2 separate regions of the Homo sapiens genome follow, and region 2 is linked to region 1. Evidence: read pairs that join two places in POLR2A ChIA-PET (ENCODE). Cell type or tissue: Panc1. All regions are shown on one strand. Links, peaks and the distances in the headings refer to the core of each region. The heading gives the core; the rest is flanking DNA.

Region 1 (15,553 bases), core at 10,644-14,643:
GATAATTGAAAACTGAGGTAAGGATAGGAAAAGGAGTAACTGGAGATAGGAAAGTGCAAAAAGTATGAAAAAAATAGGAATACGTATAATTGAAGCAGGTGTGCTGAGAAAGGGCTTTGTGCAGTGATGTAGAGATAAAATGAGGCTCTGGGGTAATTTCTGGGATTGACATGCATACACTGCTATTAGTCTATCTAGTTACTAGTCTATCCTTCTCTCTTGCTCATAGGAAGAGAAGGAGAAAAGAAAAAGTTTAGCATAAGTGAAAGATACCAGGTTCGGAGAAAGCTGAAGTGTTTCAAGGGATATTTAGTAGACAGAAAATTGCAGAAAACACTTACACGAGTGATTACATTAGTTTAAGATGTATTGTGAAAGAAACATGGCTTTTTTTTTATAACCGCCTGCACTTACTTTTTTTTCTTTGTGTGGAAAGAGGGGCAGAGAACAGAAAGGAAAAGGCAATGGAGAAAAAGAATATGAACCCAAGATAACCTTGACTCTTTCTTTCCTAACCTTAGACAGGAAAGCAGAAACATGTCATTAGGCCAAATCTAAAGACAATAAAAACTTTAGATTTCTCTTTAGGCCAAGAAATGTCACAGACCAGCTTGGGAAAACATTAAAAGCTCATGAATTAAAACGATATTAGAATAAATAGGTCTTTGGGTTTCTATTTAAATACCTCATTAAAAGTGTAGTAAATGATTTTTTCCAACTAATTTTATCAAGTAAAATCTTCCATCTGGCTTCACTGAGAAAGAATTTCAAAGTTGTGGAATAGTAGACTCAAAGCTGGAAGGAATCTGTCTTTTTATCCAACCCCCTCGTTTTCCTTGAGCAAATTCTACAGTGTAATGTAAACAGAATCTATCGAGCCCACATGCTCCAGACTTGCTCATTAAAAACACAAAACAGCTTCTGTCACTCCTATGTTCCCTTCCAGCTACTAGTCTATCCTCTCTTCCTAGCTAAGCTCCTTGCAACAGCAGTTTACCTTTGCTCTCTCCACTTCTTCACCTTCCTTTCAGCTTCCCAGGCCACAAAGCTGCCACTCCATTGAAATTGCCCACACTTAAATTCCCTCAGAAAGCACACTCTCCCATCTGTGCAAATAAATGTTGGCTTTGAAGCAGGACAGTTGGGTTTCAATCTTGCCTCTCTCATTGATTTCCTGTGTCACCTTAGGCAACTTCACCTCTCTGTGCCTCATTTTCTCATCTGTAAAGTGGGGATAATAATAATCCTTACTTTACAGGGTCTTCATAAGAATTGACTAAATTAAGCTATGTAACCTGGTCAAAACGGTGTCTGGCATGTTACTAAAATACATTTCGGACTGGGTGTGGTGGCTCACACCTGTAATCCCAGCACTTTGAGATGCTGAGGCAAGAGGATCTCTTGAGCCCAAGAGTTTGAGCTTGCAGTGAACTATCATCCTGCCACTGCACTCCAGCCTGGGTGACAGAGGAAGAGCCTGTCTCAAAAAATAAATAAAAAAGGCTGGGCACAGTGGCTTATGCCTGTAATCCCAGCACTTTGGGAGGCCGAGGCGGGTGGATCACCTGAGGTCAGGAGTTCGAGACCAGCCTGGACAACATGGAGAAAACCCGTCTCTACTAAAAATACAAAATATTAGCCAGGCATGGTGGTGCATGCCTGTAATTCTGGCTACTCAGGAGGCTGAGGCAGGAGAATGGCTTGAATCCAGGAGGCGGAAGTTGTGGTGAGCTGAGATCACGCCATTGTACTCCAGCCTGGGCAACAAGAACAAAACTCTGTCTCAAACAAACAAACAAACAAAAAATTAAAACAAACAAAAATAAATAAAATGAAATAAATTGTATTTTGAATACTTAGCTTTCACTATGTTTCTTGCTACATTTGTAGTTTTACTGTTAACCAGTTCACTCCTTCCAAGCTCCCTTCCATCCCTCCCTCTTCCCTGCTTTACTTGGTTCAGTTTTCCTATGTATTTGAGTCTCTCCTGTGGGCCAGGGCACTGGGACTAGTGAGCTAGACAGCACACTGCATGTTTTCATGGGGCTTGAACCCACAGTTTTCATCTCATCACCCTAGTAGCTGCTGCTTCTCAGTTTTCTGTGGAGGCTCCTTTTCTTCTTTCTGCCTCTTGATTTCTTAAATGGTCCTTACATTTTGTCTTCTTATTCCAGTAGAACATTCTGAAGATGAAGACATCCATGCTATACCAAATCTGTCTTCTGTCTTGACTATACTCGTAGGCCTACACTTTACGCTACATATTCGTTGTCTTCACCTGTTAAAAAGGCACTTCAATCCCAAGATCTCCAACATGGAATGGATTACCTCCCCACTGTAGTCCCCTTGCCTGGTTTTACTCAGTAGCCGATGGCACTGCCACCCATCTGGACACCCATATCAGAATCCTCTTTCCTCTTTGACTCCTCCACATCAATCATATGACAATCTGGCTTGCTTCTCAGATGTAATCTCTCTTCTCTACTCTCATGTTTTTAGTTCAGGCCTTCATTATTTTTCTATTTCTTCATGGTTCAATCTTGGTAGGTATTATATGTCCAGGAATTTATTCATTTCTTTTAGGTTTTGCAACTTGTTGGCAAATAGTTGCTCATAATCATCTCTAATTCTTTGCATTTCTGTGGTCTTAGTTGTTATGTCTCCTTGTTTATTTCTGATTTTATTTATTTGGTCTTCTCTCTTTTTTTCTTTTTCTTTTTTCTTTTCTTTTTTGAGACTGAGTCTTGCTCTGTCGCCAGGCTGGAGTGCAGTGGCATGATCTTGGCTCCCTGCAACCTCTGCCTCCCAGGTTCAAGCAATTCCCCTGCCTCAGCCTCCTGAGCAGCTGGGACTACAGGTACGCTCCAACATGCCCAGCTAATTTTTTGTATTTTTTGTAAAGATGGGGTTTCACCGTGTTGGCCAGGATGGTCTCGATCTCCAGACCTTGTGATTTGCCTGCCTTGGCCTCCCAAAGTGCTGGGATTACAGGTGTGAGCTACCGCGCCTTGCCCTTTTTTCTTAGTCTAGACAAAAGTTTGTTGATTTTGTTTATCTTTTCAAAACATCATCTTTCTGTTTTATTGATTTTCTGTATTTTTTTGGTCTCAATTTCATTTATTTCTGCTCTGACCTTTATATTTCTTTCCTTCTACTAATTTTGGTTTGGTTTGTTCTTGCTTTTCTAGTTCCTTGAGGTGTATATTTAGATTGTTTATTTGAAGTCTTTCTACATTTTTGATATAGGCATTTATTGCAATAAATTTCCCTTTTACTGCTGCTTTTGCTGTATCCTATAGATTTTGGTATGTTGTATTTCCATTTTCATTTCTTTCAAGAAACTTTTAAATTTCCCCCTTAATTTCTTCACTGACCCACTGGTCATTCAGGAGAATGTTGTTTGATTTTCACGTGTCTGTGTATTCCCTGAGGTTTCTCTTTTTATTGATTTCTAGTTTTATTTCATTGTGGTCAGAAAAGATACTTGATATGATTTCTACTTGTTTGAATTAGTTGAAACTTGTTTTCTGGCATGAGATATGGTCTATTCTGGAGAATGTTCCATGTGCTGATGAAAAGTATGTGTATTCTGCAGCAGTTGGATGAAATGCTCTGTAAATATCAATTAGGCCTATTTGGTCTTGGGTGTAGTTTAACTCTGTTGATTTTCTGTGTGAATAATCCATCCATTACTGAGAATGGAGAGTAAAATCCCTTACTTTTATTGTATTGCAGTCTATATCTCCTTTTTCATCTATTAATGTTTGCTTTATATACTTGGGAGCTCTGGCGTTGGGTGCACTGATATATAAGTGTTATAAAATTGTTATATCCTCTTGCTGAAATGACCCCTTTATTTGTTTTTTGTTCCTGGAACACCAATAATTCCTGGATTTGGTCTGTTGAGGTAATTTTCTGTATCCTGTGGGTGATCTTTGTTCCTTTTCACTATGTTTTCTTCTTAATTCTTTGACTGTGTACTTTCACATAGCCTGTCTTTAATGAGGGAGGTCTGAAAAAGGATATCCTATTAATATGGAAAGGATTGTTAGGGGTTTGTGCCTAGGGGGACCAACCTGTGGAATGTACCTCCTGCTGCATGGTGCTGCTGATTGGACACTCTGATTTGGTGTTTCCTTTTTTTTTTTTTTTTTTTGAGACAAAGTCTCACTCTGTTGCCCAGGCTGGAGTGCAGTGGTGCAATCTTGGCTCACTGCAAGCTCCGCCTCCTGGGTTCACGCCATTCTCCTGCCTCAGCCTCCTGAGTAGCTAGGACTACAGGCACATGCCACCACGCCCCGCTAATTTTTTTTTTTTTTTTTGTATTTTTAGTAGAGATGGGGTTTCGCCACGTTAGCCAGGATGGTCTTGATCTCCTGACCTCGTGATCCGCCTGCCTCGGCCTCCCAAAGTGCTGGGATTACAGGCATGAGCCACTGCACCCAGCCTTGGCATTTTCTTTTGCCAAGTTACAGAGCAGAGTGTCCAGGGCTGGGGATGGTAGTTCCACTTCCCTTCCTTGTGTCTGGCAGCCCTCAGGGATATTTCTACCTACAGCACCTGGTATGCTTCCTGTGGTTTGAGGCAGGGACAGGTTTCCAGCTAGGGAACCCAAGATGATAGAGAAGCTTGTTGCCCACCTTTATCTCACTTTTCCCGTGTAGAAACCATGAGTAAGGGAAGTTTTCCACACTTTTGGTGCCAGGAAGGAGGAAGCATGTGCTGGATATGGAAGTCTGATTTTCTTACTCTCTGCTCAAAGTTGTTTCACTTTTCTGTGGTCTCGGGAACTATCTCCTCCTCATATTTGAGTTCTGTATATTGCTAGTGATAATCTCAGCACTATATATTTGTTTTTGTTTTTCTGTGGGGTTGTTGAGGGGAAGGGGCTAAGGCCATTTTGGAGCCTGATTTTTCTCTTTATAGAAGACTAGCCTTTGAGATTTCTCTACTTCCTACCTTCCATTCCATCAATCTATCCTACACACTTTCTTTTTTCCCCCTCCAGACAGTTTTAGTGAATGGTAGTACTGTACCACAAGGTATACCAGTTCAGTGTGAGAATTTTCTAATAAATCTTTTCTAATACCTAAAACCGCTTCCTTTTATATCATCCAAATGTCCAAAATCTTTTCTAATACCTAAAACCGCTTCCTTTTATATCATCCAAAGGTCCATCCCAAGCTGAGCGAAGAGAAGCCTGGGTCCTAAGTTTCTTGGACGACGTTTCCAAGACAATGTGCTCTCTCTTTACAAGGAGAGGGGGACAGAGGGAGAGCAAATTTTAGCCTCAAAGAAAGAAGGATTACCAGGCAATAAATATGCTGCTCCATCCTTCTCATGAGGCCTGCCGGCCCTTAAAAAGGAACTACATCCTTAACCCACAGCTATTTTTTGAAGTGGCAGTGGCTCACAGTATTTCTTGCAGTGGAGGGCCCTGAGCTCCTTCTGGAATCTCTACCGCCAGCAGTAGTGGGCCAGGGCATGGTTGGCCTTGACCATCTTGTGCATGTCATGCTTCCTCTTGATCACGGGGCCCTGGTTGCAAAAAGCCTCCAGCAGCCCATGCGACAGCTTCTCTGGCTGGCATCAGCATCCCCTGGTGCCACTTAGTGATCATCCACTTTATGGCCAGGAAGTGGTGATATTGGTAGGGTGAGGATCCAGGGATCCAGGAGAAATGGCCTCCCTTGAGGATGGGTATCAGCCCAATCACAGGCTCATAGTTTTTCACTGCCTAGTTGAAGACGGTGTAGGGCAGGAGTTCCCAACCCCCAGGCCATGGACCCGTGGTAAGGTTCATGGCCTGTTAGAAACCAGGCCACACAGCAGGAGGTGAGTGGCGAGCAAGCAAGGTGAGAAAGCCAGCATTACCGTCTGAGCTTCACCTCCTGTCAGATCAGCAGCAACTTTAGATTCTCATAGAAGCACGAACCCTATTGTAAACTGCACATTCGGGGATCTAGGTTGCATACTCCTTATGAGAATCCAGTGCCTGATGAAATCATCAATCCCTTCCACCCCTCTCCCATCAACCCCCTCTCCCCTGTCGGTGGGAACCAGTTTCTGGTGCCAAAACGGTTGGGGACCTCTGGTATAGGGGTTGTGTTCAATGGTTGCCTGTTCCCCTGCAGAAGCATCATGGTACTTCTCATAGCTTCCAGAACCTGAGTCATGAAGGATCTGGCTAGTACTTTGTTTTCTCCCTTCATCATCATGTTGGTGAATTTACTGATTGTGGGGTCTTCAAACACAGAGCTCGTTGTCATTGTTGGAGCAGCTTTGATGAGCTGAGTCTCCTTGAGTTCCTGATCATTCTTCTCCTCCTCAGTTACTTCAGCCACTGGCTTGCCATAATGTTCCTTGTCAATCAAGGGATCTCTGAATTCAGGACCCTAGCAGCTCCACCTCACCTGAGTTAGCCCTAGAAGCTGCAAGACAGTCTGCCGCAAATCCAGCACAGGCCTGCCCCCTTACACGCTTTCTTTTTCTTTTTTTGAGACCAAGTCTCACTCTGTCACCCAGGCTGGAATGCAGTGATGCGATCTTGGCTCACTGCAAGCTCCGCCTCCTGGCTTCCTGCCATTCTCCTGCCTCAGCCTCCCGAGTAGCTGGGACTACAGGCACCTGCCACCACGCCTGGCTAATTTCTTGTATTTTTAGTAGAGACAGGGTTTCACCATGTTAGCCAGGATGATCTTGATCTCCTGACCTCATGATCCTCCTGCCTCGGCCTCCCAAAGTGCTGGGATTACAGGTGTGAGCCACCATGCCCAGCCCCCTTACACACTTTCTAAAGCACAACTCTGTTTATTAATTCAACCATTTATTCACTCATTCACTCATTTATTTAATAACATGGAATATAAACACACTGTGTGCCAGGAACAGATTATTTTATTTCCCTCTTTAAGTTCCTTTAACAGTGCCTTGACTCCTTGTTATTTGTGTCTATGTACATTCTGTGTTCCTGCCTCCACCTCCTGCCCATTCCCTTGATAAACTGCTACATGTTCTTCATAACTCAGCTCAAATTTCTCCTTATTCATTCATTAAACTCTGCCCAGCACTGGGGATATATAGCAATAAACAAAACTGACAGATATCCCTGCTCTCACAGAATTTACATGAGGGAAACAGACAATAAATAATTGAACGAGATCTTCAGATTGTGATAGGTGCTGTGATAAAAAAGCAATGTAATGCAATAGGGAGAGAGAGAGTGAGTGAGTGTGTGTGTGTGTGTGTGTGTGTATGGGTTTAGGCAGGGTAGGAGTATAGTTTAAATAGGGTGGTTCGTCAGAGAAATCTTTTCTGATGAGGTAGCACTTGAGCTGAGAACTGAATGAAGTGAGTGAGCCATGTAGCAATCTGGAAGAAGAGTGCTCTAGGGCAAGGGAAGAGCAAGTGCTAAGGCGCTGTGGCGAATGCATGTCAGAGCGCTGGAGGAGCAGCATGGAAGTTGGAAGCCATTCAGTGAAAGGAAGCACAGCAAGTCTCTGTGATGTCACTGCTGGTTTTGCACAGCAGCGTCAGGCACTCATTTCCCTGTGCTCAGGTAGCACCTGGTATTAAATTGTACTGGTATGACATGGTATATGGTTGTCATTATTTGTTTATGCTTGTCTAATTGCTAACAACACTGCATGCCCTGAAGGGTGGGGACCATTTTGTACTTTTTTTTTTTTTGTATCCCCAGGGCCCATCCCTGTGCTTGGCAGGTACTTGGACCTTTGCTAAATGGGTGAGTCAGAGGCCCTCAAGATGCTTTCTTATGCTTGAGTCACCTGATTGGGTTTCTTTGTTCTTACTTCTCCTGGTACTCTTCTGGAGTAGGGCTTTCATTACCTCTCTCTCTTAACACTTGATACTGATGTTCGACCAGCTTTGGCTACTTCCCTCAGGGAACCTTGAGTCTTGGACATTCCTGTGTTGATTTCTATTTGTGACCCTCTACTCCTCCTCAGATTTTTTTTTCTTTCTTTTTTTTTTTTTTTTTTTGAGACGGAGTCTCCCACTGTCTCCCAGGCTGGAGTGCAGTGGCACGATCTCGGCTCACTGCAAGCTCCGCCTCCCGGGTTCACGACGTTCTCCTGCCTCAGCCTCCCGAGTAGCTGGGACTACAGGCGCCCACCACCACGCCCAGCTAATTTTTTGTATTTTTTTAGTAGAGACGGGGTTTCACCGTGTTAGCCAGGATGGTCTCCATCTCCTGACCTCGTGATCCGCCCGCCTCGGCCTCCCAAAGTGCTGGGGTTACAGGCATGAGCCACTGCGCCCGGCCTCCTCAGATTTCTTATGTGTTGCAGGGATAAGTATGGCCTGTGTGGGCATTGCCGCTGAAGGGCTCTACATGTTGGAGCTGTGGAAAGGCTCACACTGACAGCAGTAATAAAGGAAGATAAATGCAGAAGGCAGGGGCAGAATATGGAAGGACTTGCAAGTTGAGCGATAATAAAAATATTGGCAATTGACTGTTATTGTTTACAAAAGTCATGCTGAGATTCTACTTTTAATATTTTACAAATACTTCACTATTTATCGTCATAATCTTTTTTGTGCTAGAGTGAATAAGTTTTAAACTTTAGCTTATTTTTCGATGACCAAAATGTCATATATATATATTATAATAATATGGTTTTATAAGATGTCAGATCCTGAAAATAGATGACATCTATAAAATGAGACAATGTATCTCTCTCTTTTTTTCTCAGAGTGGGGAGTGTTGGGTTTTTTTTAAAGATAAGTATCTCAAAAATTGCAAATACAGGTGCGAATCACTAGCAAACAAAAAAGCCTCTAAATGGTTGAAATAGCTTTTATCATGAATATGAGCAAAGTTTATATACCTTATTATAAAACAACTTTTGGCCTTCTGATGTAAAACCTACTTACTCTAATTTCATACATAATTATAATGTTAGTATCTATTTCATTAAGTCACAGCAGATTAAAAGTGATAAATTAACAGGACAGGAAAGGTGGTAGAGGAAATCACAGCAACAAAACAGACGGGAGGATGCCAGATTGCATAGAGGCAGGAAGACTTAGAGAAGCAGACCTCGAGTCCTCAAAATGATAGCCATGACCTCTACATCCAAGACAAAACAACTCAGGCACCCTTTTAGTCACTGTTACATAAGTGCGCAGTGACTTATCTGCAGTATCAAAACAAAAGATTCATTTTTTTTTTAAGTTTGTTTGGTTGGGTTGTTTGTTTTCAAATTCCATTTGGTAGCAAAGCCTGACTTGTCTTGTACTTGTTTGGCAGCAAATCTTATCTGAACTGATGTGAGGCAACTTAGGAAGTTCATTCTAATTTGTGGGAATATGTTTTGCTGCAGAAATAATGTGTTAATTACAGACCTTATTTGGGGTGGGACGAATATATGGTATAAGTACCATGTTCCCTTTACAAAATTAAAAACATCTGGTTGCAAGGGTTTTGATTAAAGGGTCGTGTACCTCTGTAGTACAGTCATGAATGCCCAGAATGATGAGTGTGGTTAATAAGATCAGAAATGCATCCTTTGGCCAGGTGCAGTGGCTCACGCCTGTAATCCTAGCACTTTGGGAGGCCGAGGTGAGCAGATCTCTTGAGGTCAGGAGTTCGAGACCAGCCTGGCCACTATGGCAAAAACCCGTCTCTGCTAAAAATACAAAAATTAGCCGTGTGTGGTGGCACATGCTTGAAATCCCAGTTACTTGGGAGGCTGCGGCAGGAGAATCGCTTGAGCCCAGGAAGCGGAGGTTGTAGTGAGCCAAGATTGTGCCACTGCACTCCAGCCTGGGTGGCAGTGTGAGACTCTGTCTCAAAGAAAGAAAGAAAGAGAGAGAGAGAAAGAGAGAAAGAAGGAAAGAAAGAAAGAAAGAAAGAAAGAAAGAAAGAAAGAAAGAAAGAGAGAGAGAGAGAGAAAGAAAGAAAGAAAGAAAAGAAAGAAAGGGAAGGAGGGAAGGAAGGAAGAAAGGAAGGAAGGATGAAGGAAGGAAAGAAGAGAGGAAGGAAAGAAATGCATCCTTCATACAATAAAGTGAAGAAAATACTTTGAAAGCTTTGCATTTAAAAAGTGTTCATTAAAGTGGTACGAAACTTAATGTTTTTGGAAAGCCAACAAGTGTTTATAGCACACTTTAGAGATTCTCTCTTTCTTTCTCTGTGTGTGTGTTGGGGGTTGTGGATGTGTTTCTGAGTCCTTTAAGATGAAGTTACATTTAAAATCTGTGGGATATATTTGCTCTTGCCTTGCCCAAACTGGGATTTCTTAGCAACCAATGAATTTTTGATTAAAAAAACCAAAGCAAAAACGAAACTGGGATTTCTGTGCTGTGATCAGGAAAATGATCTTTAAGGTTGTTGGAATTACCTTGAGCACAAGTGATCTCGGTGAGATAGGTATTGATAAATGTGCATTTGCATTTTAAAACTTTCCAAATTCGTAATAGGAGTTTTCTTTCGTTTTATTTTCCCTGCTGAGGATTCTGCTGTTAAGGAAGAAGAAAGTTTGGGTGCCAACTAAAGGAAACAGTGTCTGTGTTTGCAATGCCAATGAGCTTACCCAGGGGGAATTGTTAAATAGCCTAAGGATTATTCTAGCTCAGCAATCCTAAAGATACAAAAATGCAACTTTGGACATTAGGGATGGGAGTTTTAAAAATCTGCCCGAGTTCTAGCAGGAGTAAAGAATTGAGAAACATGAAAAATCCACAATGAATAATAAAATATTACTAAGTTAAATTTTCTCTGCCACAAAATAATACTTTTTTGTAGTATTAAAAATGGCTTAAAATTCAATTATAGAAATAAATTAACTGAAATAGTGAAAGTGACTCCTATTACACTGTCACCCCTCTCCCATAAAATACTGGTAGAATGTTGGCTTATATTTATTTGTTATTCTTTTTTATATAAGTTAATTCATACTACATAATGTATTGCAACATGCTGTCTCCCCCCACCTTAATAAATATATATCTTGCTGTCTATCCTAGCTAGTAGTTAATGTCACCACCTCATTCTTTTCAATTGTATAGTAGAATTCCACTTTAAAGCTCTACTATAATTTTAAACAGATAGTTTTTTGAAGATTCCCCCCCCCCACAGTTATTTTATTTTCTTCCCTTTTCATTCTCATCTGCTTTTCTTTTTCTTTCTTTTTTTTTTTTTTTTTGCTTAGGCACAAGTAGGAAAATAAAAAGCCTAGATCTGATTAGAAAAAGCTGTAAATAGTGAGATAAGTGCTGCTCATAAATGGCAAATTTCCAGTTCTGCAGAACAAACAGCACCATTCTCTCAAAAAGATAAAACAAATGTCTCTTTTGCATTTTAAGGAACATTCAGCTGTTACTAGTAAATGGATCAATAACTCTCAAATTCAAAAATTAAATTTCTGTTAGTTATACAGAACATTAAAATTGCTGGAGGAAATCAACCTTTTCATAAAAACCATAAAAACAAACTTTCACATTTAAAATTGGAAACAGAATACCTGTGCTCTTGTTCAGAAAGGAGTTTTTTTTTTTGTTTTAAATCTACAGAGCTCATCAGTCATTCAAAGGTCAGAGATAATAGGGAATGAGACATTCTGATGACCTGAGTCCAGGTAAATAAGAGAATATGACTGGAGCACTTTCACCACAAATTAGAGCAACAATTCCATTGTCCTTCTTCCGTCATTCTGTCTCATCTCTTTTAGCCTTTCCCTAGCCATGGCTGTCTCCCTGCATTAAGGTCCTCCCTACCGTATGCAATTCCACAATTTTTCTCCCAGGAGGGACAAGAATAGTAATTAAGATGAGCACCGATGATTCACCTTACAATACTATTGCAACTTATCTGTGTTAGCTTCCTCATTTCATTCCTTTCCTGCCTTTCAGAGGTAACTACTATTCTGAATTTTGTGATAAACATTCCTTTGTTTACAAACAAATTTTTAACAAATGTCTGCTGCTCCTAAATAATAAATCATTTAGTTATGCTTTTCTGAGCTCTCTAAAAAGGATATCTTATCATGCATAATCTTCTATGACTTTTTTCACTCAACTCTAAGTTTCTAAGAGTAATCTATACTGCGGAACATAGTGGTTGCTTCCTCATGTTCACCGCTATAGAATATTTTGTTAACAGAATATACTAGAATTTATTTCTCTTTCTTGCAGTTTTACATATTTATAAATTTTATTATTATGATTTCTTCTTCTATTCATACATTATTGGGAAGTCTGTTTTTTTTTTTTTTTTTTTTTTTTTTTTTTAGATGGAGTCTCGCTCTATCACCCAGGCTGGAGTGCAGTGGTGGGATTTCAGCTCATTGCAACCTCCTCCTCCTGGGTTCAAGTGATTCTCCTGCCTCAGCCCCCGAGTAGCTGGGATTACAGGCATGTGCCACCACACCCGGGTAATTTTTTTTGTATTTTTAGTAGAGACGGGGTTTCACCATGTTGGTCAGGCTGGTCTTGAACTCTTGACCTCGTGATCTGCCCGCCGTGGCCTCCCAAAGTTCTGGGATTACAGGCATGAGCCAGCATGCCGGGCGGGGAGTCTGTTTTTAAATCCCATTTAAATTAATCTTTAGAAATTAAAAAGTACAATTAATTAAAATTTCATTTTAAACTTAAATGTTTTAAAAATTAGTCGGCTATTGATTTCTAACTGTACTGCCTTACAAACAGATGAGTCAAGATCAGAGGTCAGTGAATCACCACCCTATGGGCCACACTTGGCCTGTCACCTGTTTTTCTACAGCTGGCAAACTAAGAATGGTTGGTACATTTTAAATGGTCAAACAACACAAAAGAAGGATAATATTTTGAGGTCTGTAAAGATTACATAAAATTCAAATTTAGTGGGTCTTACATTAATTGGAACATAGTTAAGGTCATTTGCTTATGTATTGTCTATGGCTGCTATTGAGTTACACAGTGGCAGAGTTGTGTAGTTGCAATAGAGACCACTGACCTCCAAAACCTTAGCTTTTGTTATCAGGTCCTTTACATAAAAAGATTTTTAACCCCTTTTCTAGATGATGCAAATTCTCAGAAATGTATTAAGGTATGCTGGTTAATTTTTACAAATATTTCTTATGGGTTTGTTGAGTATGTGTATTCTCTAATTGCTATATGCCACATATGTATTATATATATGATATATACATATATCGATAGATATAGGTCTCTATATAAGTAATCTATATATATATTGAGAGATAGAGATAGATATAGAGAGATATCAATAACTTAACAGTGGTTGAATGGGTGTTGAAATAGCTACACTATGATAATGAGTTTTTCAATTTCCTCTTGTAGATTTTATCATTATGTGATGACCTTTTCTAGCCACAATAATGCTTTTTTATCTTGAAGCTCATTGCGTGTGATGTCAACATAGCTATACCAGCTTTAATTATTATATAATTGATATATCTTAAGCTTTCCACGTTCTTATGTTTGTAAATAACATATAGCTATATCTTTAAAAACTGCCTTGACTCTGTCTTTTAACTAGAAAGTTTAGTCCATTTATATTGTGATTATTTACATGCTTGAATGTTTTTCTCCTCAGTCTTTACCTTCTATCTATGTGTCTCCTTTCCTTCTACATTTCTTTTTTCTTGCTTTTTTGTGGCTTACAGAGGAAGATTGATTGTTAATATTTGTTTACCTCTTATTCTTTCTCCCTTCCTCTACTGGTTTGGAATTTCTACATCACATTTCCGTTCTTTTAGAGTCTTTAAGATATTGTAGAGCATAATGGTCAAAACCACGTTCTCTGCTTGAATTCAAATCCTAGCTTCATCACATACTAACTCTATGATTTATTATCTTTGTGTGTGTGTGTGTTTACCTGTAAAATTGAGGTTGTGAAGTACCATATGGATCATTTCTGTTAAAATCTTATTGTGAATATTTTTCTTAAGGACACTTAAAATTAATATATTAAACTCCTCAGAACAATACAAAAACCTTAGAATGATTTAACTCTAATTATCCTCCTTCTGATTTGTAAGTTATTCTCTAGCATTTAAACTGTGTCTTTTAAGCCTCACAATTTCATATTATTTATTAATATTATTTTGTACAGACCAGGCCTCTTTATATTAACCCAAATGTTAATCAGCTTCTTTGTTCACCATTTTTTCTTGTATTCCAGTATTTCCTACTGGGTCACTTTCCTTCATCTGAAAGTGTACTTCAGAAGTTCATCTAGTGAAGGCAGTGAAAAGAATAGTTTTTAATCTAAAAATGTCTTAATTACATTTTTGTTCTCAAAATATAATGTTTCTGGACACTAAATTATAGGTTGACAGCTATTTTCATTCAACATTTTGAAGATATTCCACTCTCTTCTGGCTGCCATATTGCTGTTGAAAATTATTCAGTCTACTTGTTTTTCTTTTGTAAATAATATTCCCCCCTTCGATGCTTTTAAGATTGCCTTTCCCCTGGTGTTTTGAAATTTCACTGTAGTTTATATTGGTTTGCTTTTTTTCATGCATCTTATGTGATACATGTATATGTACTGCCTCTATTTCATTTTCTTTTCAGGTATCCTACTTGATACATGTATATAGCCAGGACTTCCTCTTTTTGTAGATTCATGTCCTATGTTAATCTGGGAACAGTGTTAGCTATTGTGTCTTCTCTTGTCTTTACTCCATTCTTTGTGGTCTCTCATTCTGGGATTCTAATTAGAGATGAGTAATATCTTAACATTCTCTATATTCCATATCTCTTAATGTTTATTATTTTCTGTCTTTTTTCACCTTCTGTGGTGCATTCTGCATAATTTCTTCATATGTAGCTTACATTATTCTTTTCAACTATGTTTAATCTACTCTTTAACTCATTTATGGGGTTTTATATTTTAGCAGTTATATTTTTCTTTTCCAAAAGTTCTAGTGGGTTCTTTTCACGTATGCCTAGTCATCTTAGATATTTATTTATGATTTTAATTTTTATTTCTTTATACAGCCAGATAATAGCTAATTAGTTTTTTTGCCTCATAAATCGAATTATATTTGTTTATTCTGCTAACACTCATGTCAGCAGAATTTTCTTATATGGCTTGAGATCTTTGATTATGAATTCCTATTTGGTTGATGTTTATTTGTGGGAAATTCTGGGACACTAACTTGAGGTTATTTTTCTCCAAAGAGGATTTCTGTCTATCTCTCTTGGGAACTTGTGGGCCCAAGGACCTGAAACCGTACTGACTTCCTTCCAGCAGAGTCAGCTAACATGGGATTTAAAAGATTAGCTTCTTCACCTTGTAGCCGGTTTAAGTCTTATTTAAAAGATTACTGCCTACCCCACCTGCTTCAGCAATTTTGTTTTGTTTTGTTTTCATTTTGGACCCTGAGAGATTCCCTTTACTGTCTCAGAGTCCTACAATGCATATCAAAGTATATTTTATGCGGGATCCAGGTGATGTGTAGCTGGAGAACTTTTCAAATAATCTAATTTACCTTTCTGTGTGAAGCTTAAAAAAAATACATGCCAACTCTCTACATGCATATAAGTATAGTGTATAAGATGGGGAGTTCTTTGCCTGAAGGAG
Region 2 (15,553 bases), core at 7,221-11,220, 110 kb after region 1:
TGCCGCTGCTGCTGCTGTTCTGCCTCTTCCTCTTCCTGCTGTCACTGCTATTGGCAGTTTGTAATAGTTTAGTTTTCCTTCATGCCCTGATTTTGTACCACCATTTGGCTTAGAATGGGGGACAGCAGTTATGCCATGTAAGTGATATCCAGTTTATTTAATCAAGAGCTGGAGTTAATTTGGGGGGTTATTTAGACATTTTAATCAGTTTGTGCTTGTCCCTCAAGTTTTCCCTTCTTCAGTCTATAGGCCATTTTCCCAAATCAGTTTGTGCTTGTCCCTCAAGTTTTCCCTTCTTCAGTCTATAGGCCATTTTCCCAGTTGGTTAGAGATGGGAACTGTGGGAATAGAAAGAAAGAAATGCAAATGCTGGCCTTACGATAATTCCCTCTTCAAATCTCCTCTTCTTTCTGACCTAAAATAGCTTACTTACCCAAACAAATCTATCTGAAATTCCCAAACAAAAATCTATATAATGTGATCCGGGAACATGAAGGTTCTTTGGTCACTCTCCCTTCCCTGCTAATCCAAACACCTTTTTTCACTTATTAATTCACTATAAAGTGGTGTGTTTCTGCTTGGTTTTAATTCCACATGCCCGAGTTTAGGAATGTAATTCCTGGCAAATATTTTTGGGGGTTTATAGATTGACACTGGCCTCAAAGTGGACATGTAAAAAAAGTCCCATTTCTTCCCAAGTGGAATAGTAGTTCAGGTGTTTTTCTCTGACCTTCTGATTCATCAAGTCCATGTTTTTGTTTTTTTATTTGAGACAGAGTCTCGCTCTGTCGCCAGGCTGGAGTTCAATGGTGCGATCTTGGCTCACTGCAACCTCCGCCTCCTGGGTTCAAGCAATTCTTCTGCCTTAGCCTCCCGAGTAGCTGGGATTACAGGTATATGTCATCATGCCCAGCTAATTTTTTGTATTTTTAGTAAAAATGGGGTTTCACGATGCTGGCCAGGCTGGTCTTGAACTCCTGACCTCGTGATCTGCCTGCCTTGGCCTCCCAAAGTGCTGGGATTACAGTTGTGAGCCACTGCACCCGGCCAAGTCCATGTTCTTAAACTTGGAAAGTCTCTAAAGTTAGTGTTTTATAGATTTTACTGTTTTATTTTTGTGTTTCTTCATCCCTACTGTCTTTTATTTTGCTTATGTTCAAACTGCTACCTGAAATATAATAAATAATAGCATTCTCATTCAGAATTATTTTTACATATTTTTTGTCAACAGAGTACTGTTTCACCTTGTCTTGAAACATTAAAAACACTTTCAATAAATGCATAAATTCTTTGTTTTAAAGGTAGACTAATTATCCTGGATTTTAAATAGAGAAATCCTGAGAGAACATTTTCAGAATGAATCTCTCAGTCCCATACTTTTGAGAAGTTCATAGCTAGGTTTGATGCAGTCTGTGTTTGTATCCTTATAAACGCTATCTGTTTTATTTTTACTTTTTAATAAATTAACAGAAGTTGTCATATTTATTCTTTTTGCAACCTCCGCCTCCTGGGCTCAAGTGATTCTCCTGTCTCAGCCTCCCGAGTAGCTGGGATTACAGGTGCCTGCCACCATGTCTGGCTGATTTTTATATTTTTGGTAGAGATGGGGTTTCGCCATTTTGGCCAGGCTGGTCTCAAACTCCTGACCTCAGGTGATCCACCCACCTCGGCCTCCCAAAGTGCTGGGATTATAGGTGTGGGCCACCATGCCCTGCCTCATTTTCTTATTTCATGCTCTCCTCCCTCTAGATTGTAAGCTCCATGAAGGTAGGAACCCTGTCTGTTTTGCTAACCATGCACTCAATATGTAGAGCTACCCTGTCTAGTGTGGTAGCTGTTAGTCTATATGTGGTTATTAACATTTAAATGTAAACTAATTTATATGTAATAAAACTTAAAATTCAGTTTCTTAGTGGCACTAGCCACATTTCAAGTGCTCAACACTTGTGCTCAGCTACTGTATTGAGCAGTGCTAATATAGTGCATTTCTATTATTCTAGGAAGTTGTATGGGACTGTGCGAGAGCACTGATGGGCACATTCTGGTTACGTAGTAATTATTTGTTAAATGAGCGAATGAATGAAGTAGTACTCAGATTGGCAGGTGCCAATTAATGTTGAATGAATCTTGTTTGAATAATCATGTTTAAAAGTTATTTTAGTTTTTAATTAATCCATGTTGACATTTCCCCAGCCAACTTCAAAATACTGGATTTATCATTAGTAAAAGGAAAGTATATAATAGTGGTTAAAAGCACAACTTGTTGCTGATGTCATGGCCAAATTACCTTTACTTATAACTCTAATTTAAAGTCTCAGATTCTCATTAAAATGAGAATAAGAAGTTCTTTTTACCTCTTAATAAGAAGTAAGATAATGCATGTAAAGTGCTTGCACAGTGGCTGACATAATAAAATACTTAATGAGCATTATTTTTACAATAATGAAATAGTGAAATATGTCTAAATTTACCTCATTCGTGGGTGATTTCATGGTTATGAAAAAATTTACTGCTGGTTTTGAGAACTTCTATTATAATTTCACAATTTTCAAAGGTAATGCTATTCACAGTCAAAGCTTATATTTACTGACTTTTAAATATGAAATATAATAGGCTCAATTATTTTTTCCATTGGAATTAACTTTTCTTCCTTTATTTTTTAATGACTATGTAAGCAGGTAAACTCTCAAGAAGAGAGTTTCATACTACTTTTATAGGCAACTTGAATTTTAAAACTAATGTACAAATATCTCTGCTTTTGTTTTGGAGTAGTCCACGAATAATTTGTTCCCAGCTGTATCAATTTAAATGGGCTTCTCTTTGGGAAAAAATTAATAAAGAATGGATAAAGTAGTGGTTATTTACCTAAGGATGAATTCCAGGTTTTATTTAGGCACCTAACTCTGTTATGATTTAATTTCTAGAAAAGCAATTAAAGCAAGAGCTTTTCGTGAACAGTAATGTCTGATTTAACTGGGGTTATTGCCTCACGTCCATGCTTTAGCGTATTGTTTTTTCTCTGGGATTTGAAAACAGAATTTGTTGTTATAATAACAATAGGTAGTTAAACATATACTACCAAAATACCAGCTGACTTTATCAAATGTAAATTTCCTTCATTTTTTTTTGTGTTACTTTCACTCTGGTTGTTATGGTACCTTTGTTTTTAGTATAAACTTGTACTCATATTTCATAGTCCACCTGAACCTCTCAAGTTCACATTAGAGGTGACTTGAATTTTTCATCTGGGTTTTTCATTGACAAATATTTCTTAATGTTTAGACAATGAAAATATGCTACAGAAAAATGGCAGACTAAGCATATACATTTGTTTCATTTTTTGAAAAATTTTACTTGAAGTTCTGGGATACATGTGCTCAATGTGCAGGTTTGTTACATAGGTATACGTGTTCCATTGTGGTTTGCTGCCCCTGTCAACCCATCACCTAGGTGTTAAGACCCGCATGCATTAGCTATTTGTCCTGATGCTCTCCCTCCTCTTGCCCCACCTCCATCTGACAGGCCTTGGTGTGTATTTTTTCCCCTCCCTGTGTCCATGTGTTCTCATTGTTCAGCTCTCAGTTATGAGTGAGAATATGCAGTGTTTGGTTTTCTGTTCCTGTGTTAGTTTCCTGAGGATGATGGCTTCCAGCTTCATCCACGTCCCTGCAAAGGACATGTTTTCATTCCTTTTTATGGCTGCATAGTATTCCATGGTGGTATATGCATTTATTTCACTTCCTCCAAATAAAATAACAGTAAAGGGATTTTTAAATGCAGAAAGCCAGTGAGACAAAGGGACTCTATAAAGCCTGTGGATAATTGTGATTAACCTAGAAGTCCTTACATGCTGAAACCTAAGCTACTATTGAGAGACATTGAGAAGCAACCTTATTTTCATTTCAGAACCTCCAACTGACTCAACAGTGAGAGTGAGGCTAAGAATAGTAGGATTTATTAGTCATGTGTTTAAAGTGAACTTGGATCCCAGATGCCTCCTCACACTCCAGTAAAACCAGTAGTTTATTCTGTGGAGAATGTGAACTAGAGAACTCGGTTGGGGATACCAAGGTACAGACAGAGGGTGAAAGATGAAATGAAATGCTTAGTAAACAGTAAGACAACCCTGGCTGACTTCTTCCACTTATTGCCAAAGTTTTGGCAGTCAGCTTTACATTCTCTAAACATGGAATGGGAAGATACTTCCTTGGAGAACCTGACTGATCTATGCAAAAGACCGATAGACACTGATGGCTGGGGTCTGCCAGCAGGACTTCTGTGCAGTGAAGCCCACTTGTTCACAAGCCCCACCCATGGACACTGACTTTCTTGCCACCTTTTTAGGGCTTCATCTTCAATATGAGTAATAACCAGTAATCACCTGATATTTAAAGCAATTCAGAAGCCAAAACAAACCTAGCGAAAACAAGGAAATTGTCATAAAGAGACAATGAAGGGAGAAGAAAACTTAAAAATATTATCATGGATATTCTCAGAAAGATCAGAGAATATACTGTAATCAGAAAATAAGTATAGACACTAAAAGAAAAGGAAGCTTTAGGTTCTAAAAATGTACTCCTGAAAAATGGAACTGATAGAAGAAATAAGAAACTCAAAATGTTTTTTGAATATAAAGAAGAGGAAGCTACCCAGAAAGTAGAAAAAAAAATTACAAAATGAAAAACAAAAGAGAAAATACAAAAGTAGAGACTTAGACCAGGAGGTCCTACTCTGAGCAACTGAATTTTTTAGAAAAAGGAAAAGTATATATAGCAAGGAAACTATCAAAGAAATAGCAAAAGAAAATTTCCCGGACTTTAGGAAAATGATTTTCAAGTTTGAAAAGGCCTATTGTGTTTCCAATATGCTGAATTTTTCAAAAAACACCCATACTAATGTATAGCACCATAACATTTCAGAACATCAGGGGTAAAAATGAAGATCCTAGACTCCAGACAGAAGAAAACAGACAGGCTCTATACAAAAAATTGGGAGTCAGAGTGGCCCCTAACATTCAGCAGGGGTCATTGAAGACAGAACCACAAGGGCTTCAAAATTATGGGGCAAAAAAAAAAAAAAAAAAAAAAAACCAAACCTCTTTCAATCTACAATTTGAAACCAAGACAAACGGTCCATCATGTGTAAAGGTAAAATAAACACATTTTTCATCATATACAGTTTCAAAAATGTACATTTCTAATGCTCTTTCTTAGGAAGTCCCTGAAGTATGTGCCCTACCAAAATAAAAAAGTAAAAGCATGGAAAGAGGGAGGTCCAGGATCCAGGAAGTAAGGCTCCAAGACAGGGGGAACGTGAAGGGGATACACAAGGTGGTGAGGAATGTGGATCCCGTGATGAAAGCTCTTCGGAGCCTTAGAGAGTAATCAGTTCAGAGTGGAGCAGTCATATATCTGGGAAAGAAGCCTGCAGAAAGACAGAAATGTTAGAGTAATGATAGAATGGGTGGTGCTTCAATGTATTGAAAGGAGGGCTCCACTTCTGGTGGTGTAAAGTAATAAAATTAACGAGGGGGACATAGGATCACTAAGAGTTGGGGGGAAAGATAATTATTAACAAACAGAAGACAAATATATAAAAATGGAAGGGTATTCTTAGTATACTGTGAATAGCATTTACATAGATTCAATAAGTAAACACTGAATTTTAGTCTCACAAAAATGTGGTGTATCTGTAATTCGTCCTCTGTGATATGATTCTCACTTCATCTCCAACCTCATCCCTCATAACTTCCTGCCAAACTGCTGACAGTTTCCTAAGTGTCCAAAGCCATCTCCTGCCTTTGCTCTTCTCTTTTGCCTTCTGGCTTACTCAGCTCCTGCATCACAGCCTGTGAAGGAAGGCAGTTATGAACCGAATGTCTCCCGCTTCCAGCCCTAGGCGCAGGCCTTGCATACTGTCTTTCTACTTGCCACATTGTACTATAAATGATCCTTTTGATGTCTCTCTGCCCCATTATACTATATATTTCTAAAAGTCATTATCTTTCTTTTTTGTTAATTTTTTTTTATTGGTAGAAATGGGACCTTACTATGTTGACCAGGCTGGTCTTGAATTCCTGGCCTCAAGCAATACCCCCACCTTGACTTCCCAAAGTGTTGGGATTACAGGCATAGTAAATCACTGTGCCCAGCCTCTCTTGCCTTTTTTGGTCTAGTCATTCTTTCAGGGAGATTTTATCCTCTAGATCCACCCCTAATCTAGTTGCCCTTGAACTTCACACTTTGCTGTCTTCTATTGCCTATAATGTGGTCTTTTCTTAAAGATGCTTTTTCTTTCCCCTAAAATTTCTTTATAAGCAGTGAAGCTTCAAGGAAAGTTTGTCCTAGCTTTTCTGTGAGTTGGATGAGGTGCTAGAGATTTGTTTTCTTAGTAGGATTACCTACTGACAATCTGGCTTGTTTTTTTTATATTCAGCCAAGTGTAGACAGTTAGTGGAACTGACTTTTTTGTTTGGTCTTGACTCTTCTTTATTGCATCACTTTCTAGCAGCCTATTAGGACTGCCTCTATTCTTGAAGATAAATGAAAAATACTATTTTGAAAAGAGTGCATTTTTATCTTTGTGGGCAAAATGTTAAGAGGCATAGGATAATAGGAAGAAGGAACAGTTAAGAATTGAGGGTTTTAACTTACCTGCTTAGTCGTGAACTTTTCATAGACATAAAGTTATACATTTTGCTCTTGATACAGTCTGATACCTAGAAAAGTATACAACGTATTCTGTTAGAAAGCAATTACATTCCCCCATATAATCATTCTGCTGGCCATTGGATCTGTAAAACCATGTATTACTAAAATAGAGCAGACAAATTGAAACAATGGATAATCCTTGATAAGATATAATACCTCTGTGTTCCCTTATCAAAACAATCAATGTTAGAATATTATGGCAGGCAGGAAGAGAGGAAGTTGAGATAAGAAATAGTGACTATCAATAAAATATATGAGAAGTAGTTTGGGGGTAGTGTAAGTATGTGCATTATAATACACTAGAAAGATTTAGTTAACCTTTAAAAAAATAGAATTCTTATGCTTTTTAAAGAGTCCCATGTGGTTTAACAATTAAGTTTTTACTTGTAGTAATATTCGGGAGATGTATTTATGATTTAGAGAAGTGGGATGAATCAGTACAGCAGTTGCCTAAAGATACCATTTTCCACTTCGTATGTTGTAAGCATTTATAAAGATATATTGTACACTTTAGAAAAGATTGATCCTCTTAAGGAGCTATACGGAAATGCAGTGAGTCACCTGCAGTATTTTGTTTGCTGCTTAATGTCCTTTGCTCTAGGTGATGCAGAGGAAGGTAATCATGTGGTGACAGGGTGGTTAAATATTAAAATATTATATCTCATCCTTGGGTTACAGCTCTTCTTGCTGTACCTGTAATGTTTTATGATTTACTATTTTTAGATGCCATTTAATACACCAGAATGAAATTTGAATTCAGGCGTTTCAGTCTCATTAAAGATGATATTACCAATGTTTCTCTTCTCCTGGTCCACCTCCTTCCCCAACTCCCAGCCTCTGCTAACTACCATCCTACTTTCTACTTCCGTGAATCCAACTTTTTTAGAGTCTGCGTATAAGTGAAATCTCTGTGCCTGGCTTATTTCACTTAACAATGGGTACACAGTTTCAGTTAGGAGAAATAAGTTCTGGTGACCAATTGCACAGCACAGTGACTATAGTTAATACTAATGTTTTGCGTATTTCAAAATAGCTAACAGAGAGGGTTTTAAATGTTCTTACCACAAAGAAATGATAAATATTTGAGGTGTTGGATATGCTAATTAGCCTGATTTAATCATTTCATAGTTATACATGTATCAAAGCACTACATTGTACACTATAAATATATACAATTATTATTTGTCAATTAAAAACAAAACAAAACTTTTAAAAAAGATGTTTTTAGAGTATGTTTTTCCATCTTCCCACCCAGCTGGTTTATGTCAGGCCCTGGTAGGTCTTTTTCTGTTTGCTTTTGTAAAGTATGTTGAGCTGTACTAATTTAGCATGTGGTGCTGTTATGGAAAAAGGATATTTAGCATTAAAAATATATTTAATCCTAGTTTTCTCAGTAAATACTCTTCCTTTCCAAAAACTAGCATTTTTAATACCTTATTTTAAGAAGAGTTGATTAGAATAAAGAATATAATTGCACATCCGAGCAAATAAAACTGAAAACTTTTGGCAAGCACACAGTGGTCAAACTATCACACAATGGTGTAACTTACTGAAAAAAAAAAAGGGATATAAGTCAGTCAGATCAGAGTTTGAGTTCTGCTTCTAATTTTAGCTTCTTCTGTTACTGAAACAAGAAAAGTTCCTTTGTCCCCCTCGCAGGGCATGCAATGTCGGTGTGGCTTGTTTCTTCAGTGCCCCGCTGCTCAGACCTCTAGGGGAGCATGCAGACTGGCAGGCTGTGAGGTTCCAATCCCACAGCAGTGTCTAGGAGTGAATGTTTACAGATGAAGCCCCCGTGGGCGAGTGTTACAGGGTGCTCTTTTAGTTTTGCTGTCTATAGACAGCTTGTGTTAACCAGCTCAATTAGATCCTCTACCTTATTGCAAGGACAGGGGGTTTTCTGTATCCTGGGGTTATTGCCTTGGCGTATGGGAAGAATCGGATCACACGTGGGCTTAGAGAATGAGTGCAGGGTTTTATTGAGTGGAGGTAGCTCTCAGCAGATGGGGGAGCCACAAGGGAGAATGGTTTTCCCCTGGAGTCCGGCTGCCCCTGCTAAACTCCAAATTCCGCGTCATTCTGCTGGTTAGTGGCCTGCAGCATGCTAGTGCCTGTTGGTGTGTTCCTCTGCCGATGTGCCCCTCTCAATGTCCAGCTGCTTATGTGCCTGCCTGCTAGGTTCTCAGGGTGTTTATAGGCACAAAATGGGGGCGTGGCAAGCCAGGCTGGTCTTGGGAAATGCAACATTTGGGCAGGAAAACAAAAATGCCTGTCCTCATCTAGGTCCATGGGGGTGGAGCCCTAACCAGTGACCCCGCCTTCCTCTACCCAGCACTTCCTTTCCCCACTTCTGTATTATTTAAAGGGACCACTCCCTTCCCTTCCGTATCATTACCACTTAGGCAAATGACTTAACCGCCTTGAGGCTGTCATCTCACCCATAAAATAGAGCCAATAACTAGCTGATAATGTTGTTTTAAGGATAAAGTGAGGTGATATTTGTAAAATGTCTTATGAACTGGGGGCTCATTAAATGTTTTCTTTCCCTTTCTCCTTTGTGTTCACTTCTGCCTATGATTTTACCTTAGATGCAAATAAGACATTACTTTTCAGTCATTCATGGTACTATGTGATTTTATTAAGCTTCAAAATACCACACAAATGGCAGTCTGTTTGTTTCAATTTCTTCATCTATAAAATGAGAATGAAGAATAGTACTTCCTTCAAAAACTAATGTCAAGATTAAGACAATAGAATGCATTTAGCATGATACCTGATGCAGAGTTAAAACTCAATAAATAGAAGTGATTCTTTTTAAAATTAGCATAGTTTCCCAAGTCAGTAAAATATCAAAACATTTTGAACTGAGATATTAGTAATTTCCATGTATAGTATAGCATCCAGTAGTACATGTGTGCTGATGATGTCATCATAGCAACTCAGGGAATAGACAAGAACTGGAGGGAAATATAATAGTAGTATTAGAATATGTCTATGCCTCTTTTCTTTATTAGCCCTTCCTATGAACACCATCACAATAGCAAACATAATTAGTGCTAAAGTAGTTCTTTCTAAAGTTGCATATTAAATTTTGTTATAAGTAGTTTTCTTCAGCCACTTGTTAACCAAACAACATTCTGATTTGATCATAGACTTTTCCCAAAATTATGTTCTGATTTATAAACAGCTTAAGAATTTTGTCATAAAGAAAGAGGAACTAAGTTAACTATTTTAAGTGATTTTATTGTGTTGACTTAAAGGCATAAAACTACTCCATTTACATTGATACTGGTGTTGAGAAAATACTGTTCTTCTATATGGTCTAGAAATTGTGATACCTTCACAGGCATTAACCACATTATTGTTACAAGAACTTAATATCCTTATTAGTTTTTTGAGTTTATTCACACATAAAAATTCTTTGTTAATTGATATTTGAAAAAATAGCATAGAAAAATACATGGTGCCGTCTTTACCAATGGTACTGGAAAGAGATATTAAAACGTGATTGCTCTAGAAGACATTGCAGGAGACAAAATGTGTGATGATTTAAGAGGTTTAAAGAAGATTTTTTTTTTAATGTTTGAAACAAAATCATTGTTAGACAATGTCACAAAGTATTGGTGGAAATTAAGTTTCACTGATCTTTTAGTGAAAATCCTAAGTAATGATAATACCCCCTCCCACTTGGTTGTAACTTAGACTGGGAGACATAAATTAAATTAAATTGAAACCTAGACATAGATGTTTCAATATCATATCCAAACACACAAAAACACACTTCTGTAGATAAAAAAATCTGTGATATTTTCTGAGAACACAAGTCATTTGAAGGACAGTTAAATATGCAGAGAGTTACTAATTATGTGGCAGCAAGATTGGGTAAGTAGTTTTCTAATATTGAGTCATGACTACATACTCATCTACCAATTTGAAAATTGATATGAGATGCAAGCAAGAGTAAAGAAAAGGAATCTAAAACTTATATTTGAGGATCTTAAAACCTTCTGATACAAATTTAATTTGCTGAGTTAACCTTATAGCCTTGTTTATTTCTTCTTAGTCATTTTTTATATATTCCATTTCCTTTCTTTTTGAAAATTATAGTGTGTTACATTTTTCATTCGCTTAACTTAGATCTTAAATTTATCATTTGTATCCTTCTAATTGCCAAAGAATTTTATTTTCTGTAGAAAATAAAGATAAAATTATAGTAACTACGACTTACTAAAAGTGTTTTCATAAGGAAATTGATGCTGTTACTTAAAATCAAATATAGCTGACCCTTGAGCAAATGCAGGGATTGGGGTGCTGACCCCCACTCAGTCAAAAATCTGTGTATAACTTTGACTCCTCTAAAACATATACTAATAGCCTACTGTCTACCTAAGATCATATAAATAGTTGATTAACGTATTTTGTATATGTATTATATATTCTAAAATAAAGTAAGCTAGAGAAAATACTTAAGAAGGAGAAAATATGTTCACTATTCATGAAATAGAAGTGGATCATCATGAAGGTCTTCATCCTTGTCTTCATGTTGAGTAGGCTGAGGGAGAAGAAGTGGAGGGGTCGGTTTTGCTGTCTCTGGGTGGCAGAGGTGGAAGAAAATTTGCTTGTAAGTGGACTCTGCAGTTCACCCTCCTCTTGTTCAGGAGCCAACTGTAGGTGGTAGCTATTATGATGGCTTTAGTGTATACTTTCAGCAGAATTATGTAGTTAGTGTGATTAACTGCATTTGTGAGTCATTAAACTTAAAAGCGATTAAAAAAACCTTTGTCTCTTTAGTTTTTAGGTTGCTTTAACAGTTTATAAAAATAAAAACACTTAATTTTTCAGTTAGAGTTGATCATTATTTTAAATTGTGTATATGGGTATAAACTGGGTATGTCTTAAAAGCCTAATGGAAAAAAAGACAAACATTTGTAATTGTTTCCTCCGCATGGTATACACTGCAATCGCTCAAATTGGGTATTTGAAAGCCTCCATATTTGCCACATGAGCCGCCGTGATAAGTGAAACTGTGATTGCCAAATGACAAAAAGTTTCTATATTTAAAATTCAATTTAGCAAATTGCCATTTTCTATCCCCTTTTCTAATGTTCTCTTATTCTAACAGATCACTATTTTAAAACAAAAGAGAGACCATGCATTTATTTGATTGTCATGAAGAATTAAACATGAAAAGATGAGATGCTGTGGCTATCACTTTTCATTAAAACCAGCTGCTGTGGTTTTAAAACGCAAACCAGATCAAAATCAGCACAAACCCTGGGGGTTTAATTTATATACTGAATGAACCAGCTTGCTTTGAAAGAACACTTCTTTTTTTTTCAGTTTTGGAAGAAACTTGCACATCTATCTCATTTCATCTTTACACTAGCACTGTGAGCTCGGAAGACGAAGAATTATCTCTATTTTACTGACGAGGACATTGAGACAGAGGCCAGAGGCTTAATTGACTTTCCTAGCCCAGTTAGTGCCAGGAATAGTGTTAAAATTCCAGACTATCTCTAGTTCCATAATGTTATTCCAGGCCTCTGTTCTGGCCCAAATTATAGAACGTAGCAATGATGTGCTGCAGTTGGATCCTTAGCCAATCGTGAAGAATTTAGGAATTTTGTAAGCTGCTGTTAAACCACTGACTGCTTGAAATTGGCCATGGTGGGAATATTTATACCATGGAAAACAATAAGCACTACAAATCAGGCCCTCTGCCTTGTCCCACCCTGAGAATTGGTTTACCAGCACACCACTGATTGTATCCAAGTGTAAACTGAAGAAGGAAAACAACAAAAATGGAGCACAGCAATGTAATATACATGTAATTTTATAAGTACATGCATGTATAGGGCAGAGGCCGATCTTTCTTTGCTTCTTAATTTATAAATGTGCTTTTAAGCAGTGGATAGGAAAGCTTAAATTAAAGTCCAGTGTTTTGAGGGCCATTCTTACCCATTTTTTTAAGAACTAGGTCAAGTCCCAGCCCTTCCAGAAAGTAATGACAGTCTTCATGGCCTTTTCCCTCTCCGAACTTCTAGCAGATTTAAAATAGAGCTACATATGTTGGGACTTAATTCCTTACTATTTGTTTTACATGAATTAACTTTGTTTCCCTAAGAATACAATAAACTCTTTGAAGAGTGGGACATGGATTTCCTTCTTTCTTTCTTTGAATAAATATTTAATGAACACCTATTCTGTGCCTGGTACCCTTCTTCTTATTTGAAAAGCAGAAGTCATCAAACAAAAATTCAAGCCTTTTGGGGGCTAAGAGTTTAGTGAAGAGTCAGGTATTAATTTAAGTAAAGGAAAAGTTATGAATGTGATAAATGCTTTGAAAAATTGTCTATAGTATGGAGAGTGTCTGATAGTGGGATTTTATCTATCCAGGACGGTCAGTAAAATCTTCCCCTGAGGACATTGTGATTGAACTGAGATCTGAAGAATGAGACAGAATTAACTCGAAGTGACCAGATCTTGAATATTATTTCTTTATGTAGGCTTTCTGTGCTCTTCCAATCAGAGTTAAGTTCTGTTATTATTTGCATCCGTGTTATGATGAATGTTCCCTTTGTAATGATAAGTACAACTTAAAATTTTACACTTATTCATTATCTGTTTCCCCCCACTAGACTGTTGGCCCTATAGTTGGGACCATGTCTGTTTGGTTCACTTTGGTGGTCCCAATATCCATCACAGGACCTGAAACTTAATAATCAATATTTGTTCATGCTTTCACCCCCTTGGCCCATAAAGCTGGGGTATGTCCTGCCTAACTCACAGTTATTGAGAGGACATAGTAATATAATATATTTGAAAAGACAAAATTCAGAAAACTAAGGCAGGATCCAGGATAGCTTAGTGACACAAACCCGGAGAGGACCAAATATCCAGGAGTGAAAAGAAACAAATTGGGTACAGCAATGTTATCTAGAAGAAAGAAAAGGCCATTCCATTTGGTAAAGAGGAAGTTTTACTAATTATTTGTCTTGTTTGAAGGAAGTTTGTTCAATCTGTAAAATAGATTTAAAAATGGTTTTTGAGGTTAAATATCTGATATTGATTTTTAAAGTTATTTTCTTGTGAAAAGTAAAAGAAGTGTGTAAATGAAAAGTTTCTTGAAAAAAGGATGTGTCCATGTGCATTTGTGCATTTGACAAAGCACATGTTGTCAAATGTGCTTTGAAGGAAAGAAGAAATAAAAGAAGGAAGGGAGGAAAGAAAACCACTTGTAGGCAAAAAGACTGCAAGGTAACTGTTACCTGGTTCTCTGTAAATGATAGGGCTCTGGGTGATACTTTTTGCTTTTGTACTTTTCTGTATTTCTCAACTTTTTAAATTAAATGAGTTTATATTACTTTTATAATGGAATAGTAAACAAAATAACATCTCATAAAATTGATAGTTGATTATGAGTTTGGGCAGAATGTAGAATTATGTCTATATGCTTTGAGAACTCAGAACTATATTTTAGATTTTTCTTTTGTTCACCTAAATCTGCTTATAATTTTAGCATATTAATTTTAAATGCCAGTTGGATCTTTGTTTAAATGTTCATCTATACCTCTGGGGCCTGAGCTCTTTGAGGGTGGAGATCTTTATCTTTGCATTTCTACTATAATTCCTGGCAGCAACACATATTTGTTGAATGAATAACTTTTGAAACTGAGATGTCTTGACCTTTTTATTGCCTTTAATCTATGTGTCTTTCTTTTTTTAGAACACACAAGTGAAAGACACAATGAATGGTCATATTTCTAATCATCCCAGTAGTTTTGGAATGTACCCATCTCAGATGAAGTAAGTTGAAAAGTTTATATTTAATATGTTTTGGGGGAATTTGATTTGGTGATTTTAATTGTTTTATATTTTTAGTGAAAAGATTACTTTCGTTGTGTAGTTCAGTAGTTCATTCCTCATTAATATGTAATATCTTTGTTACAACACATGTTATTAAAAGTTTACTATGTCTGATAAGAATAAGATGGTAAAGTAAATAGCCTTATGATAATGATATTGATCTCACACTTGGAAGATGTTTCTGTTTCATTCTAGTACTTTATGCATTCTTGCTTTTCATGGTTGAATATATAATCTACTTCAGAGCTTTGAATTTCTGTGGTGCATTCTGTTATTGTTATTTATAAAATATTGGCATTTGAGAAGGGTTAAATGTCATTTAGTATAAACTAATCAAGTTATTTACCACTGTGTAAAACTAGAAAAGATCAGGCAAACTAACAAAATATTTCCAGTGGGTCCAGGTATAACTTGAAATCATAACCCTGACTTAATTGGCCATTGTCTTATGTATTACGATTAATGTTATTATTTGACATTGGCCATTGTGGTATATATTTTACTCATCATTTTTTCATAACAGGTAATGTTTACTATTTTGAGAGAATAAAATAAAATGTAATTCTTAATCATGATGCTAAAAGCCCTCAATCTGCCACAGCTTCTCCAGTCATTCGTCTATTCTGGGAATGTTACATTAACTGCATCTTTCCACAGACACTGTGCTATTTCTTGAGTCAGTTCCACGTACCTTTTCCTCACTTGATTCTCTGCCTGTTTATAGAGCTTCTTTCCATTCATTTAGATTCTGCTTGTGTCAATGCGGTAGTAAAGTTTTCTTAGATATGTTGATGAAGAGTTAGTCCTTCTTTGATTTTACATGTCATATCTATTAGTTTTACCCAGATATCACATTCTATTATAATTATTTTATGTACTTATTTTATTGACAGCACCCTGTTTCCCCCTCCCATAGTCCTTATTCTTCTAGGTTTTGGGTCTTACAAAAATGTTCACTGAAAAAATGAGTAAAATTC

What was found. Peaks named below come from ENCODE experiments on the same cell type or tissue, not always from the same donor. Only the 100,000 strongest peaks of a DNase experiment are listed, where the experiment ranks them.
Region 2: POLR2A ChIA-PET joins it to region 1 with 13 read pairs; 4 of 35 experiments call an interaction of 5 or more read pairs at or near these places.

Annotation. Positions count from the first base shown.
Region 1 is chr12:15,794,069-15,809,621 of GRCh38, reverse strand. It overlaps the pseudogene MRPS7P2. Among named protein-coding and RNA genes, the nearest start is that of EPS8, 12 kb to the right of the region's middle. In Panc1, for the core only: no CTCF peak of the experiment used is centred there; a DNase peak (open chromatin) is centred at 12,730; H3K4me3 peaks cover 401 bases; H3K27ac peaks cover 3,553 bases.
Region 2 is chr12:15,681,856-15,697,408 of GRCh38, reverse strand. EPS8 (EGFR pathway substrate 8, signaling adaptor) reads left to right here. Exons shown (of 21, transcript NM_004447.6): 2 at 14,437-14,516. The coding sequence starts at 14,458. Among named protein-coding and RNA genes, the nearest start is that of EPS8, 100 kb to the left of the region's middle. In Panc1, for the core only: no CTCF peak of the experiment used is centred there; a DNase peak (open chromatin) is centred at 8,918; H3K4me3 peaks cover 1,583 bases; H3K27ac peaks cover 2,236 bases.